Regions from separate parts of the Homo sapiens genome. Here region 2 is linked to region 1. A link is a loop called in an ENCODE intact Hi-C map of the cell type or tissue named here. Cell type or tissue: right lobe of liver. All regions are shown on one strand.

What was found. Peaks named below come from ENCODE experiments on the same cell type or tissue, not always from the same donor. Only the 100,000 strongest peaks of a DNase experiment are listed, where the experiment ranks them.
Region 2: it touches region 1 in a loop (6-fold over the local background); 104 of 110 quality-filtered maps call a loop at or near these places.

What each region holds. Positions count from the first base shown.
Region 1 is chr6:138,595,353-138,603,352 of GRCh38, reverse strand. It overlaps a transcript of NHSL1 not described here. Among named protein-coding and RNA genes, the nearest start is that of NHSL1-AS1, 92 kb to the left of the region's middle. In right lobe of liver, no CTCF peak of the experiment used is centred here; DNase peaks (open chromatin) are centred at 4,378 and 5,854; H3K27ac peaks cover 4,837 bases.
Region 2 is chr6:138,753,166-138,761,165 of GRCh38, reverse strand. The region is part of intron 2 of CCDC28A-AS1 (CCDC28A antisense RNA 1); the gene reads left to right. Among named protein-coding and RNA genes, the nearest start is that of CCDC28A-AS1, 17 kb to the left of the region's middle. In right lobe of liver, no CTCF peak of the experiment used is centred here; no DNase peak of the experiment used is centred here.

The DNA of each region.
Region 1 (8,000 bases):
CCAGGCTGACACAGTTGGCTCATCCCTGTGATCCCAGCACTTTGGGAGACTGAGATGGGTGGATCGCTTGACCTCAGGAGTTCAAGACCAGCCTGGGCAACATGACAAACCTCATCTCTACAAAAAATAAAAAAAATGTAAAATTTAAAAAAACCCCTCAGAATCCTCAAATGGTATAAATAATCCCCTCTCAATATACTCTTTGGCTTTAAAAGCTTAAAACTGATAGTTATATTTTGGCCATTGCTTAAGTAGCTAATTTTGGGAGTGGAAGGTATCTTCTTTCCATAAAAGAAAACCAGCAAACAACAATGTGAGCTGAATTAATTTTTGTTTATAATGTAATTTCTCTGTTTGTTTGGAGGGCTTTTTCTGTGGGTGCTTCATAGATTTAGCCATGATGATTTCCATTTTAGATTTATGAACTGTCCGGGAAGGAATTCTGTTTTAATTTGTCACAACACCACAGTCCCTTGAAGGCATGGATTCTTAATGCATCTGATGAGGAGAATGTAATTTTAAACACTTACACCTACCAATGATGAAAAGAACAAAAGGCATGCTATATTCAGTTCCAAGTGGATTCTCTTTATCCATGGGAAATGATAAATGCCCCATATTGTTGGGAAAAAAAATTAGATGAAACAAACATTTGTAAATCTAACAAAATTTGCATTTCCATGGAAACTGAAATTAAAAATACAATAACCGGCTGGGCATGGTGGCTCATGCCTGTAGTCCCAGCACTTTGGGAAGTTGAGATGGGCAGGATCGTCAGAGGTCAGGAGTTCGAGAGCAGCTTGGCCAACATGGTGAAACCCCTTCTCTACTAAAAATACAAAAATTAGCTGGGCGTGGTGGCAGGAGCATGTAATTCCAGCTACTCCGGAGGCTGAGGCAGGAGAATAACTTGAACCTGGGAGATTGAGGTTGCAGTGAGCTGAGATAGTACCACTACACTCCAGCCTGAAGACAGAGTGAGACTCTGTCTCAAAACAAAAACAAAAACAGAAAACAATAACCGTATTTGCACATAAGAAAGGAAATACTTAGGTATAAATCTAATGAAACATACAAAATCTGTATGCTGAAAATTACAAAATGCTGATGGATAAAATCAAAGACGTGAACACATGGAGAGACATATCATTTCATGGATTGGAAGACACACCATAGTAAAGATATCAATTCTCCTGCAAATTATTCTATAAATTTGACACAACTTTTAGTAAATTGATAGTGATATCAAAATAACAAGCTTAAAAACATAAGCCTGATATTTCATCTTCACATCTTAAAAATCCCAGCTTAATTAGTAGTTACCATTTTTCTGTATGCTGCTATCTCATTGTAGTCCTGTGAAATAATGATAAACTTATCGGCTTTATAGGTTTGCAGTCTGATAGATCTTTCAATGAAAAAGTTAAAGTGTGTACATTTTCTTATTCTTTAGCCTTAGTTTTTTGTTTTTGTTATTAAATAAATTCTTGAGTTTTTGTGATACTGTTGCTGGATTTAAGAAAAACTTTTTTTTTCTTTTTTGAGATGGAGTCTCGCTCTGTCGCCAGGCTGGAATCCAGTGGCGTGATCTCGGTTCACTGCAACCTCCACCTCCCGGGTTCAAGCGATTCTTCTGCCTCAGCCTCCCGAGTAGCTGGGACTACATGTGCGTGCCACTACACCCAGCCAACTTTTGCTTTTTTAGTAGAGACAGGGTTTCACCATGTTGGCCAGGATGGTCTTGATCTCTTGACCTTGTGATCCGCCCGCCTCGGCCTCCGAGAGTGCTGGGATTGCAGGCATGAGCCACCGTGCCCGGGCAAGAAAAACTCTTATAATCAGTATTAATCATTTTAGATTCACCTAAGAGTAAATTTTTTAAAATAGTACTCCTCTTGTATGAGTTTTCTGCATAACAGGTGCAATTGAGCAATAGCCACACAAGTGTCTAGGGATGGTGCTGAATGTGTAACAAAAGGTTAAAGGGTTTTCTAACAGATTGCCAGCAGTGTTTTACATTTCCTGAATGATCTAAGTGTTGGTTTAGCTTGGGACTGGAGAACATAACAGATTTAAAAAATAACAATGAATATGGTTGCTATGTCAGAATTAAAGAGTTATTTAAATAAAGTCAGGCCAGGGAGTATAATCAAAAGATTCCCAACAATCCTGGTGAGTTTTACTTTAGAAGAAAGTTCTGGGATAAGTGATTCAGATTTATAGTGGAACCAGATTTTATGTTCATTTCTTTCCAGTTAATCCAGATTCTATTTTATACATTTAGTACCTTAAAAAGTAAATGAAGGGACATACATTTGAATGGAATCCTTTGTTTTCTATTGAATTTAATGCTTTCATAATCATTATGAGAAAATACTTTCAAATGATTTACACATGATTTAGAAATGCAGGCAGCCCTTTCCAAGTGGTTATTGTATTCTGACACACAGTGATTTTTGTAGATATATCATGTTACAGAATGAAGTGGCCATTTTTGTGGGATGAATTTTCTAAAGAACATGTTGAAATATTGGAGGTTAGGGTTATTTTAAAACATGAGTTTCTTCTCTCACAAATTAAAGTGTTTGATCCCTATAATTGCCAGACTATAAGCTCTAATAGGGATAGTAAGATCTAAGTGTTGGTTTAGCAACGACATTAAGAAAATTTTAAGTATAGCTCTGAATTTAAAAGGTATTAATATTATTTTTCATTTAAATTGATAGTAATTTCATGAAAAACAAATGGCTTAAACCCAGGGAAGCAAGGATTATAATTGATTTTTTTGAGCAATGTTCTCTTTTGGTTACAAAGTAAAAGGTAAAATAAAAGTTTAAAAGCATTTGGAAAGAATGTTCTTTGGTTTTTTCACTCAGTAACCTAAAGTTTAATGACCCTTTACAGTGCTGATAAACACTTAAATTTTTGCAGTAGGCATTGCTAGTTCAAATTGAAGGAAGGTTGCCAGGCTCATGCCTATAGTCCCAACTACTTAGGAGGCTAAGGCAGGAGGATCCCTTGAGGTCAGGAGTTCAAGGCTGCCATGAGCCATCATTGTGCTACTGCACTCCAGCCTGGGCAATAGAGTGAGAACTGGTCTCGAAAAGAAAAGAAAAAGAAAATAAAAGAACAGAAAAGAAAGCACTGAGTGGACCTTAAAATACCTCTGTGTTGCTTCATTTTAATTAATTAATTAATATTTTTTTTTTGAGATGGAGTCTTGCTCTGTTGCCCAGGCTGGCGTGCAGTGGTGCAATCTTGGTTCACTGCAACCTCTGCCTCCTGGATTCAAGCAATTCTTCTGCCTCAGCCTCCCTAGTAGCTGGAGCTACAGATGCATGCCAACATGCCCAGCTAGTTTTTGTATTTTTTTAGTAGAGATGGGGTTTCACCATGTTGGCCAGGCTGGTCTCGAACTCCTGACCTCAGGTGATCCACCCGCCTCGGCCTCTCAAAGTGCTGGGATTACAGTCATGTCATGAGCCACCATGCCCGGCCTGCTTCATTTTAAAGGTACTTCATTCTTCCTTGTATCCTGAAATCTCTCAGCACCAACAGGGAAGGCATTTAGGTGACATTGGAAAGTTACTTTCTGATGCCTTCTATAGGTACTAAGCTGACCCTGCCTGAGATCTTGCCTTGAGATCTGATTGGACTTAACTGAGCATTTGTGATTTGATCATCTTAAGGTATCTCAAGCACTGAATGAGAAACTGGAAGTTTCTTGTGTATCTGGGTTATACACTTGGTCCATTCTAATTTCAATAGCACCATTATTTCTGCATATGTTATATAAGGAGAAAAAGACCTTAAAGAGTTCTAAATCTTTCTGTTTTTTTTTGAGACGGAGACTTGCTGTGTTCCCCAGGCTGGAGTGCAATGGTGCAGTCTCGGCTCACTGCAGCCTCAGTCTCCTGCATTCAGGTGATTCTCCTGCCTCAGCCTCCCAAGTAGCTGGAATTACAGGCACCTGCCACCACACCCAGCTAATTTCTGTACTTTTAGTAGAGATGGGCTTTCACCATATTGGCCAGGCTGGTCTCGAACTCTTGACCTCAGGTGATCCACCCACCTTGGCCTCCCAAAGTGCTGGGATTACAGGCATGAGCCACTGCGCCTGGCCTTACATTTTTTTATATTGTACTGGTTACCATAAAACACTAAATTATGTAGAATTTGTTTTGAAAAAAATATGTAATAGAATCCAAAACAATTAGGTAGCTCAGAATGTTTTCTTAGGTTATACTCTGTGCCTGGGTCAAGAGGTAACAGACAAATAGGATCCAAATTTTACAGCTAGATGACTTGGACACACAGAGAGTAGGTGACTTGCTGATGATTAAACAGGGAATCTGATGGATCTCCAGGCCCTAAGCTCTGACCTTGGACTCTTGCACTTTTTGCAGTCTAATGTTTAGAAACATATGGGTGAACCTGAATTAAAGAGAAATACATGTAAGTCCATTTACTTTAATTTCATTTTCATTATTGTACTTAAGAGTGTGAGGATGCAGTCGTCTTTGAATGAAGGCAGCATTCAGTATTAGTGGGATTGTTTAGCTTCACCCACCCTACCACAAAGAGATGAGGAAACGCTGGACGTTGTTTTAGTCTGGTCAGCAAATCCAAATCTATGAGCATTGTGGAGAAAGGGTCTATGTTCACATATATTTTTAGTAGTTCTTAGAAGAAAGAAAAATGCTGCTTTTTTTTTTTTTTTTTTTTCTTCCAGATGAAGTCTTGCTTTGTTGTCCAGGCTGCTAGAGTGCAGTGGCATGTTCATGGCTCACTGCAGCCTCAAACTTCTGGGCTCAAGCCATCTTCTGACCTCAGCCTCCAGAGTAGCTGGGGCTACAGGTGTGCACCACCACATCTGGCTATTTTTTTTTTTTTCCAAGATGGAGTCTTGCTCTGCCACCCAGGCTGGAGTGCAGTGGCGCAATCTTGACTCACTGCAACTGCCGCCTCCCAGGCTCAAGCGATTCTCCTGCCTTAGCCTTCCAAGTAGTTGGGACTACAGGTGACCACCACCATGCCCGGCCAATTTTTGTATTTTTGTAGAGACAGGGTTTCACCATGTTGGCCTGACGGGTCTTGAACTCTTGGCCTCAAGTGATCCATCTACCTCGGCCTCCCAAATTGTTGGGATTACAGGCGTGAGCCACCACGCCTGGCCTAATTTTTTAAAAAATTATTATTTGTAGAGATGGGGTATCTCTACAATTATTTGTAGAGATGTTGCCTGAGCTGGTCCTGAACTCCTGGCTCCTATGATCCTCCTGCCTCGGCCTCCGAGAGTGCTGGGATTATAAGCATGAGCCACTGTGCCCTGCCAAAAGCTGATTTTTAAGGTGGGGGACAGTTTCACCTGCACCGCCTTCTCTGCTGGAAATCATCATCAAGGTCACTGATGACATTATCATCGTCACTGGGGAAGTGCTGGCATAACCTGTAGGTCAGTGCTTCTCAGTCATAAGAAATATTTTTATTATCTTTTTTCTACCCTGAAATGAGTATCACATAGCCAATATAATACATCTATTCATGCATGCTTAAAAAGTCAATATAATGTCCTACCTGCAATGTAAGGAGAAATTAAAGAAGGCCATTTTTACCTTTTCATATTCATTGCTCACACAAAACTGTACTTACTGGAAGATGGAATGAAACCGTTGGATGCTTACATGTGTGTGGAATTACCATGATGAAAAGCTAGTGACTCAAACACTACAAGCGGTTAGGTGGTCAGTGATATGATTTTTCAGAAATGGTGAACAATTCCTGCCAAAATTCCAAAGTAAGCAAGGAGTCTACACTAGAATAACCAGAAACGAACAACATGTACCCGGGACCTGGAAGTGAGGCGTGTATGGTGATGTTTGATTTGAATTTTGGACTAAAGTTCCGTGATGATTAATAGCACAGGCAGCCAAATGAAAAACTTGTCAAATCAATAGTTACGTAGATTTTACTATTAAAAGGAAATAACAGTATCTGAGATGGAATTAAAATTTCCAGGCTCCTAAAATCATTTCCTGTAAATTCTTTGTTCTTTAGGCTATATGACACCAGATCAAAACTTCGGAAACTAACCAGCCATTTTTATGGATTGATGCTTCATATGCCAGCACTGAATTAGGCTTTTGTATTCTATTCGCTGTTTGCAGGTCTTAACTTTTTGTTTTTCTTTTTGAGACAGAATCTCACTCTGTCGCCCAGGCTGGAGTGCCGTGATGTGATCTTGGCTCACTGCAGCCTCTGCCTCCCAGGTTCAAGCGATTCTCCTGCCTCAGCCTCCTGAGTATCTGGGATTACAGACATCCGCCACCACACCTGGCTAATTTCTTATATTTTTTGGTAGAGACAGGGTTTTGCCACGTGGGCCAGGCTGATCTCAATCTCCTGGTAGGTCTTAACTTCTGATTGCAAGGCGGGAACCCTGAGCACTTCAAACTCTGCTTGAGAGAGTTTTTCTGTCACGCTTAACTCACGCAAGGTAGGAATGAATAATTTGCTGCTGCCGCTGCCTCTAGAGACTATTTTAAAGGATTATCTCATGGAAGCTTTCAGAACTTCCCCCCCACCCCCGCCAATTGAATGTGGGTGAGAAACGGACGTGAACTTAAAAAACTTACCAAGCTTGGTTCACCTCTCAGGAGCAGGTCTGCTTAAATTAGCTGCATTGAGCTCCTCGATGTCCTTTTGCGGCGCTGCTGATTCTTTCAAGAACCTTGGCTACCTTGCCAAATGTATCACTCCTTTATAATCTTAAGCGTTTTAACAAATGAAATACAGTTCAGTTTCTGCACTTGGTTTTAAATGTCATGATGTGTCTCAGCAATCCACTTAGTCCATCAAAATCACATTTTGACTTGTCCACATAATCCTTTTAGACTGTTTCTGGATTTATTAAGTGCTTTTTCATGCAGTTGATGAAAAAGCTTTCATTTTAAAAATAATTTCCACATGACGCTGGAGGCCTCCCATTGTAGTTTAACAATAGTTGAGATGTTGTATTGTTTATTCAAAACTGCCAAGTAGCGTCAGTGCTGGTGGATGGGAACCCTGGATGGAATGCTGGGAGAGCCCTGGGGAGGTAATTTAACCTCTTCGTTGTTCAGTCCTGATGTCCAGTGGGTTTCAGCAGCGTGTCTAGGTTTACTCCATTGCCAGGCAGAGGTAGATTCTGCCTCCTCTGCCCCTTTGCATTCCTTGGATCGACCATTGACTACTGGAAGGCATTCAGACCATTACCTTTCTATGCCTTTTCCTTTGCATAAGACCTGCAAAGGAAAACATACTTTCATCCTGGATATTTTTTGGTTTTAGCTTCCAAGTAGGGTTTATGGCCTTTTTTTCTCTTGGGGTTGGGAAGAAGGGCAGTGTTGGAGAGGAAGAGACCCAGAAACACCACCATGCTAATAATAAGGAGGAGAAAGTCGGGCCATGTTGGAGTCCCTCTGCCAATTATACAGATCGTGGCACATAGGTGCAAGGGTGGCATGGCAACCTCTGGACCCCTCACTTTCCACTTTCTCTTACCCATTGTCTCCATAGGACTCAGCGTTTTGTTTCCGAAATCTTTCAACTTCACCTGTATGCTGTGCTATTCTTACCCATTCATTGTACATAAATATCTTTTCTGCTGATTAAAAAAATTCAAGAAAGGAAAGAGGGAGAGAATCTTTTTATAATTGATTCCAGGTTACCCTATGATATTGAAGTTATTGAAATTCACTTTTGTAAAAAAGACTTAATATATCTGTTTTAAAAAAAGAGATAGGGTGTCACTCTGTTGCCTAGGCTAGAGCACAGTGACAGGATCACAGCTTACTGCAGCCTAGAACTCCCGGGGCACAAGTGATCCTCCCACCTTGGCCTCCTGAGTAGCTGGGACTACTGGTGCTTGCCACCACAGCCAACTAATTTTTAAATATTTTTTGCAGAGACAAGATCTCGTTATGTTGCCCAGGCTGGTCTCACACTCCTGACCTCAAGTG
Region 2 (8,000 bases), 160 kb before region 1:
CTGGGCAACAAGAGCAAAATTCCATCTCAAAAAAATAAAAATAAAAATAAAATTTAACTCCTTAGTAAAGTAATTCTGCAACTTAAATATCAAAAACAAAAATTGTCCTCATATGTAATCTGTTAGTTTTATTGCCTCTCTTATTACAATACCCATCATAATTTTTTTACTTTTATTTTTCTAAATTGCAAAAGTAAAGTTTATTATAGAGTTAGAAAATGTAAATAACCAATATAACAAGAGTAAGGAAATTATTATCCAAAATTTCACATTCTAAAGGGGAAAACCCCAATTTTAATCAATAGGGTACATCCTGTATGATTTCATTTATATGATATCCTAGAAAAGGCCGAAACTATAGGGAAAGAAACAGTGGTTGCCAGGATCTGGGCTACAAAAAGCATCAGGGCTAATGGGAATGTCCTATATGTTGATTGTGGTGGTAGTTACATGAGTATATGTTTTATTAAAATTAATAGAACTGTACACTAAAAATAGTACATTTTATTATTTATAAATTATAACTCAATAAACCTGACTGAAAAACATTAACACCTTGCCATATATCTTTCCACTTCCACACTTTTTCCTATGCATATATATCTTTTTATTTTGTAGAGACGGAGTCTCACTCTGTCACCCAGACTGGAGTGCAGTGGTGTGATCTCAGCTCACTCCAACCTCTGCCTCCTGGGTTCAAGAGATTCTCACACCTCAGCCTCCCGAGCAGCTGGGATTACAGGCACTCACCACCACACCTGGCTGATTTTTGTATTTTTAGTAGAGATGGGGTTTTACCATGTTAGCCAGACTGTTCTTGAACTCCTGACCTCAGCCCATCTTGGCCTCCCAAAGTGCTGGGATTACAGGCGTGAGCCGCTGCACTCGGCCAGTAAATATATATCTTCTAAAAATAGTTTACACTATATTGTTTTTCATTAAATATACTTTAGTTTTTAAAGCACTTCTAGACTTATAGGAAAATTGCAAAGACAGTACGGGGGTCCCATATTCATTCCACCACATTATTAACGTGTTACATTAGTGTGATACATTTGTTACGATTAATGAGCCAATATTGATGCATTGTTAGCTGAAATCTGTAGATTATTGTGATTTCCTTAGTGTTTACCTCATGTTATTTTTCTGTTTTAGAATCCCATCCAGGATACCACATTACTTTTTGTTGTCATATCTCCTTAGAGACCTCTTGGTTGTGACAGTTTCTAGGGTTTCCTGTGTTGATGACTGATATGATTTGGCTCCGTGTCCCCCTCCAAATCTCATCTCGAATTGTAATCCCCGTGTGTTGAGGGAGGGAAGTGATTGGATTATGGGGTCAGTTTCCCCCATGCTGTTCTCATGATAATGAGTGAATTCTCAGGAGATCTGATAGTTTTATAAATGGTAGCTTTTCCTGGACTCTCACACTCACTCCATCCTGCTGCCTTGTGAAGGTGCCTTGCTTCCCCTTTGGCCGTGATTGTAAGTTTCCTGAGGCCTCCCCAGCCATGTGGAATTGTGAATCCATTAAACCTCTTTCCTTTATAAATTACCCAGTCTCAGGTATTTCTTTATAGCAGTGTGAAAACAGACTAATTACAGAGAACTTGGAAATTTTGAAGAGTACTGGTCAGGGATATTGTAGGATGCCCCTTTATTGGAATTTACTTTTCTGATGTTTTTCCCATAGTTAGACTGGGGTGATAGGTTTTGGGGAGAAAGACCACAGAGGAAAAGTACCATTTTCATCGCATCTATTTTATGTTTTGTAACCTTTTTTTGCTCATATATGTGTCAAAGGCATATTTTTTACTTGATACGTATAAATCTGTAGCCTTCTTGATGGTGATAATTGTATTCTGTTGTATGGATGTAGCATATAATCACCTATTACTGGACACTCAGGGATTCACTGTGGCATTTTCACTATTACAACCAATGCTACAATAGATATATTTGTGCGAACATCTTTGCAAATTTGTCCAATAATTATTATTATGTTTAGACACTGGTTCTCACTTTGTCGCCCTGGCTGGAGTGCACTAGTGTGATCAAAGCCCACTGTGGCCTTGAACTGCTGGGCTCAAGTAATCCTCCCTCCTCAGCCTCCCAAGTAGTTGGGCCTACAGGTACACCCCACCATGCCTGGCTACTTTTCAAAATATGTTTCTTAGAGATGGGGTCTTCCTATATTGCCCATGATGGTCACAATTGTCTGATTGTTTTATTAGATAATTCTTAGTGATGTAGAGTGTCTGAAGCAAACTGCATTCACTTTATTTTTTAAAGGGCTTTTGGTACATAGTACTAAATTTTCCTCCAGAAAAATTGTTACCTATTCAGTGCTCTGTTTCCTCAAATTCTAGCTAATACTGGATATTATTTTTCATTTCAACCTTTGCCAATTGTAGTAGAAAAATGTATTGTGTTGCATTGTATTTAATTGTTTCCCTATTGGTATTTTCTTCCAGATAGTGAGCTCCTAAAGGAAAAAGACTATATTCTATTCATTTTTAGATACACGGAGTCTAAGTTACTGCCTAAAAGAAATAGGCACTCAGCAGAAGGGAGAGAGGGAGCAGGGAGAGAGGGAGGGCCTGAATCCAAGAGCGATTGTGTGATCTGACAAGATAATTCATGCTAAGGAGAGGAAGGGTTTTCACCATCACTGGGTGCAATTGTATCCTTCTGGGCCAATGGCCCATATGTATTATGTAATCTGAAGGGGTGGCACTACTAGTGTGAGCTTCAGACCAGGTAGGAGAGAAATCTACACTAGACCAAAAGAAGGTAAACAGGATCTTAGTGTTTTCCTCATATAGCAAGAACAATAACTAGGGATTTGTTTGGCCAATTCTGAAAGGGAGGATCACCCTACATTCCCTTTAAGCTGTAATGTCATTCATGTATTCTCTAGTACAGCCTTTTGAAACAATTAGGTACATTTGTGATTTTCAGATCTTTTCCTATTTTCCTTCTTCCTGTCAGTACCATCTTATGTATGTCACCTTGCGTATTTTCAGTCACGGCTGCCAAAAATTTTATTGTTTTCTCCCTGCACACTTCCCCAATATTTTATTTATACATTTTCTTATAAAACCTTGACTTTCTCTTCTTCTACATGCTTTGAAGCTCTTCCTAAATCTTGATGTCACTTATAAATTTACTATACCAACAAAGTGATAAATGTTACTTTTTCAATTTATCACTGGAAGAATGATAAATTGAAACAGTATAGAAAAGGAATATGTGTTTTTGGCCAGGTGTGGTGGCTCACACCTGTAATCCCAGCACTTTGGGAGGCCAAGGTGGACAGATCACCTGAGGTCAGAAGTTTGAGACCAGCCTGGCCAACACAGTGAAACCCCATCTCTACTAAAAATACAAAAAATTAGCTGGGTGTGGTGGTGGGTGCCTGTAATTCCAGCTACTTGGGAGGCTGAGGCAGGAGAATCGCATGAACCCAGGGGGTGAAGGTTGCAGTGGGCTGAGATCACGCCATTGCACTCCAGCCTGGGCAACAAGAGTGAAACTCCGTCTTAAAAAAAAAAAAAAGAAGAAGAAGAAAAGAAAAGAAAGGAATATGTATTTTTATATTAAATATTTTAGTTTTATTTTCCAGTTTTGCAAGGTTGATTCATTTAGTAGGGTCTGAAAAAAGAAAAATGTTCTTGGAATGCTGATGGTAATTCAGTAATTGTTAAATTTTTCAATTTTCCATCGGAGATTTTCTCAAGAGGACTCTGTTTAGAGTACACTTCCTATCTAAGAATTCCCATATGTGCTTTACAGAGATTCCACGTCCCTGCCAGTTATCATTTACTCTCTCCCTGGAATGTGGGAGTGCCCTTACTGTTCTTCCAGTCTGACCTAACAGAGACTAGGCCCCAACTTGTGAGACAGAATTTGTTTCCTGCTAAATAAAACAACATTTTTTCACAAATTAGCAAAATGATTAAAAAAAAGAGAGCATATTACACACTAGCAAACGATAAAGAGAAATTCGAAGAACCAGACATGTTTTTGGAGTAAGAAGTTCTACAGTGTTAAAATTAATTTACCATCTTTTTATGGTCTATAATGAATCTCTCTATTTATTTTTTGTTTATTTTTATTTATTTATTTTTTTTGAGACAGAGTCTTGCTCTGTCGTCCAGGCTAGAGTGCAGTGGTGTGATCTCGGCTCACTGCAACCTCTGCCTCCCGGGTTCAAGTGATTCTCCTGCCTCAGCCTCCCGAGTAGCTGGGATTACAGGCACCCACCACCATGCCCAGCTAATTTTTGTATTTTTTAGTAGAGATGGGTTTCACCATCTTAGCCAGGCTGGTCTCGAACTCCTAACCTCATGATCCACCTGCCTTGGCCTCCGAAAGTGCTGGGATTACAGGCATGAGCCACCGTGCCTGGCCTATTTATTTATTTTTTGAGATGGGGTCACACTCTGTCTCCCAGGCTGTAGTGCAGTGGCGAGATCACCGTCGATTTATATTTATTTTATACAAATTAAAAATAAATTTGTTTCTTTGTTTTGCAGCTAGAAGAATTGAATTCTTCCGTGTATCCTTTGCCAACTGTCAGTAGTGAAGTTTACAATTTATAATTTCTGGTGAATAGTCTCAATCAAGTTTTAGAAAGATGTGTTATTAGATATGGTGAAAAAAGACACAGTATTATTCACTAGGGCCATCACTCTTACTCTTTGGTTTGTTTTCTTTTTTTTTATTTTAAGAGACAGGTCTCGCTCAGTGGTTCAGGCTGGAGTGCAGTGGCATGATCACGGCTCAGTGCAGCTGCAACCTCCTAGGCTCAAGTGATCCTGTCACTTCAGCCTCCTGAGTAGCTGGGACCATAGGTGCTGCCACCATGCCTGGCTAATTTTTTAATTCTTTATAGAGACAGGGTCTCACTATGTTGCACAGGCTGGTCTCGAACTCCCGGCCTCAAGCAATGCTCCTGCTTTGGCCTTCCAAAGTGCTGGAATTACTGCGTCCAGGCTATAATGACTCTCTTAATAGCTAAATCTATTAGCAGACGGAAATAATTGATGCTACCTTATTACATAAAATAGAGCATTTATAGGACGGTGATAAAATTAAAGCAAGCATTTCTTAGTGAAACAAACCATTGTTCCTGATTGTTCATCAGGTAATTTATCATAAAATTATTTTTCCTTTATACACATGTGGAGTTATAGACATTTATGTTGAATGCTTTAAAATTGTCTTTAGTTTTCTCTCATATTGCCTTAGTTTGTAGTAATTTAGAGTAATTAGAGTAATATGAGTAATTAGAGTAATTTCTCATGTTGTCTTAGTTTGATTACTTATAAATTATTCAGTACTTTCTTTCATTAAAACATTATTAATAATATGATATTTGAAAAGGTAATATTCTTTATTGAAGTTAAATTAGTTTATGTTCTCATAGCACATTTTTTGTTGATCTGAATAAGTTATGTTACTTGGCTAACAATGCCCAGACAACCTTACTATTAACTCTAGCAATCTAGGATGTAGAATTGTGTTGAGATAAGTAGAAGTCAAAAGAAATAAAAGGTTGGAATCAGTGAAGAAATTAAACATCATTTAAATTATCAACATGTCCACCTGAGACTGTAATTGAGAAGGAAAAAAGAGGATCAGAATTGAGTTTCAAGAAGCAGCCTCTTAACTTTCCTATCTTTAAAGGATCAAACTTGATAAGGAGTCTAGAGTGTTTCCTTGACAATCTGAGGGAAGGAACTATGGGCTCATGGCCTACTATGTCATGCTAAAGTTTAGGCGTTTAATAATCCATTGACAATCATCAGGCATTTAGGTAAACAAAAATGAACATATCTGCCTGGATCCCATTACTTCATTTCAGATCTTAAATCTTTTGTAATAACCAGAACATTACAACAACATTAAGCCTTTCATATATGAAGTAATGTATTTCAGTAGAGGGATTTCCTAGGCTCTTGGTGGAGTAGTATGCAGAATGACTTCAGCCTCCTCTAATGTTTGGATAAAACGAAACCTTCAAATGGAATAAGTTCCACTGTTGTGTAAATCAGTCAAGATTTTTTAAACAACTATATAAGCTCAAGATGGTGGAGGCAAAATCCCCCACATAAAACATTAAGAGAACAATAAGAAGTATTCTCTGCTCCTATACTCTGCTTCCATCATGTCTGTACTCTGCTCAGAAACCTCCTATCCTGAGCCACAGTGTGGTGCCATATGCCTGGACTCCCACCTACCTGGGAGGATGAGGTGGGAGAATTGCCTGAGTCAGGAGTTCGAGGCCAGCCTGGGTAATATAGTGAGACCTTGTCTCTAAAAATAAACTTTAAGCAAACAAAAAAACACCCTAAAAACTCTCCTGTCCATCCCTCTTTTTTAGAGAAGGATGTCCCCAAATCTGTGCATGGAAGACATGTATTCTATAAGATAGTAAAAGATCTTGCTGAAAAATAAATGCCTGAGTAGTTTTTCCAAAATATATTTTTAAATCTATATATGTAAGAAAAATTCTAAGCACCTTTAAGATGTAATTAACATGGGATAATTTGTCTTTAAGAAATGAAACTAACTTCTGTGCATCAAAAAACCACTTTTAAAAAGTTATAAGAGACAATTGGCCAGGCGTGGTGGCTCACGCCTGTAATCCCAACACTTTGGGAGGCCAAGGGAGGTGGATCACCTGAGGTCAGGAGTTTGAGACCAGCCTGGCCAACGTGGTGAAACCTTGTCTCTACTAAAAATACAAAAATTAGCTGAGCGTAGTGGCACGTGCCTGTAATCCCAGCTACTCGGGAGGCTGAGGCAGGAGAATCACTTGAGCCCGGGAGGCAGAGGTTGCAGTGAGCCGAGATCATGCCACTGCACTCCAGCCTGGGCGACAGAGTGAGACTCCATCTCAAAAAAAAAAAAGTTATAAGAGACAATGATAAACACTGTAGAAGATACGTGCTGCACATAAAACTGATAAAATATTGATATCCAGAATATATTAAAAATGCTGGCAAAAAAATATGAGCAGGCAATTCACAGGGAAGAAGTCAAAATGACCAATAAACACACAAAAGATGTTCAAACTCACTAGTAACTAGGTCAATGCCAATTAAAACTAAAATGAAATACCATGTCTTACACTGGCAAAAAATTAAATCTGATAATGTTAAGTAATGTCAAGGTGAAACAGGAGTCACATACCTTGCAGGTGGGAATACAAATAAGTACCACTTTGGAGAGTGGATTGGTAATAACTAGTAAATTAAAGATGTGCCTAATCCATCATACAGTAGTTCCACTTCTAGATAAACGCACATGTGCACAAGGACATATATACAAAAATGTCCATCACATCATTGTTTGTAACAGCCAAAATTGGAAGCAATATATGTGTCTAAATGTACCTAAACAGGAGAATGGCTATATTGTGAAATAGTCATTTGTTGATTCAGTGAATATTTATTGAGCACCTGCAGTATGCTAGTGCTCTCTGAGTATTAGAAATATATCAGTAAACAAAATACCTGCCCTCACAGAGCTTATGTGTTATTGATAGGGAAGAGGGAGTGATGGGTGGGTAGACAATTTAAGGCTGGCCACGGTGGCTCATGCCTGTAATCCTAGCACTTTGGGAGGCCAAGGCAGGTAGATTGCTTGAGCTCAGGAGTTGGAGACCAGCCTGGGCAATATGGCAAGACCCCATCTCTACCAAAAACATACAAAAATTAGCCAGGTGTGGTGGTATGCACCTGTAGTCCCAGCTATTTGGGAGGCTGAGGTAGGAGAATCACTGGAACCTGGGAGGTTAAGGCCACAGTGTGTTGAGATCTTGCCACTGCACTCCAGCCTGGGTGACAGAGCCAGACCCTGTCTCAAAAATAGAAAAATATGACTTATAAGATGGTGACGTGGTATGGAGAAAGAAAAAACAGAAGGAGGAAGAGAGAGTACTTCTCGGTGGTAATGGAAGATCCCACTATGAAGGTGACATCTGAGCAGGA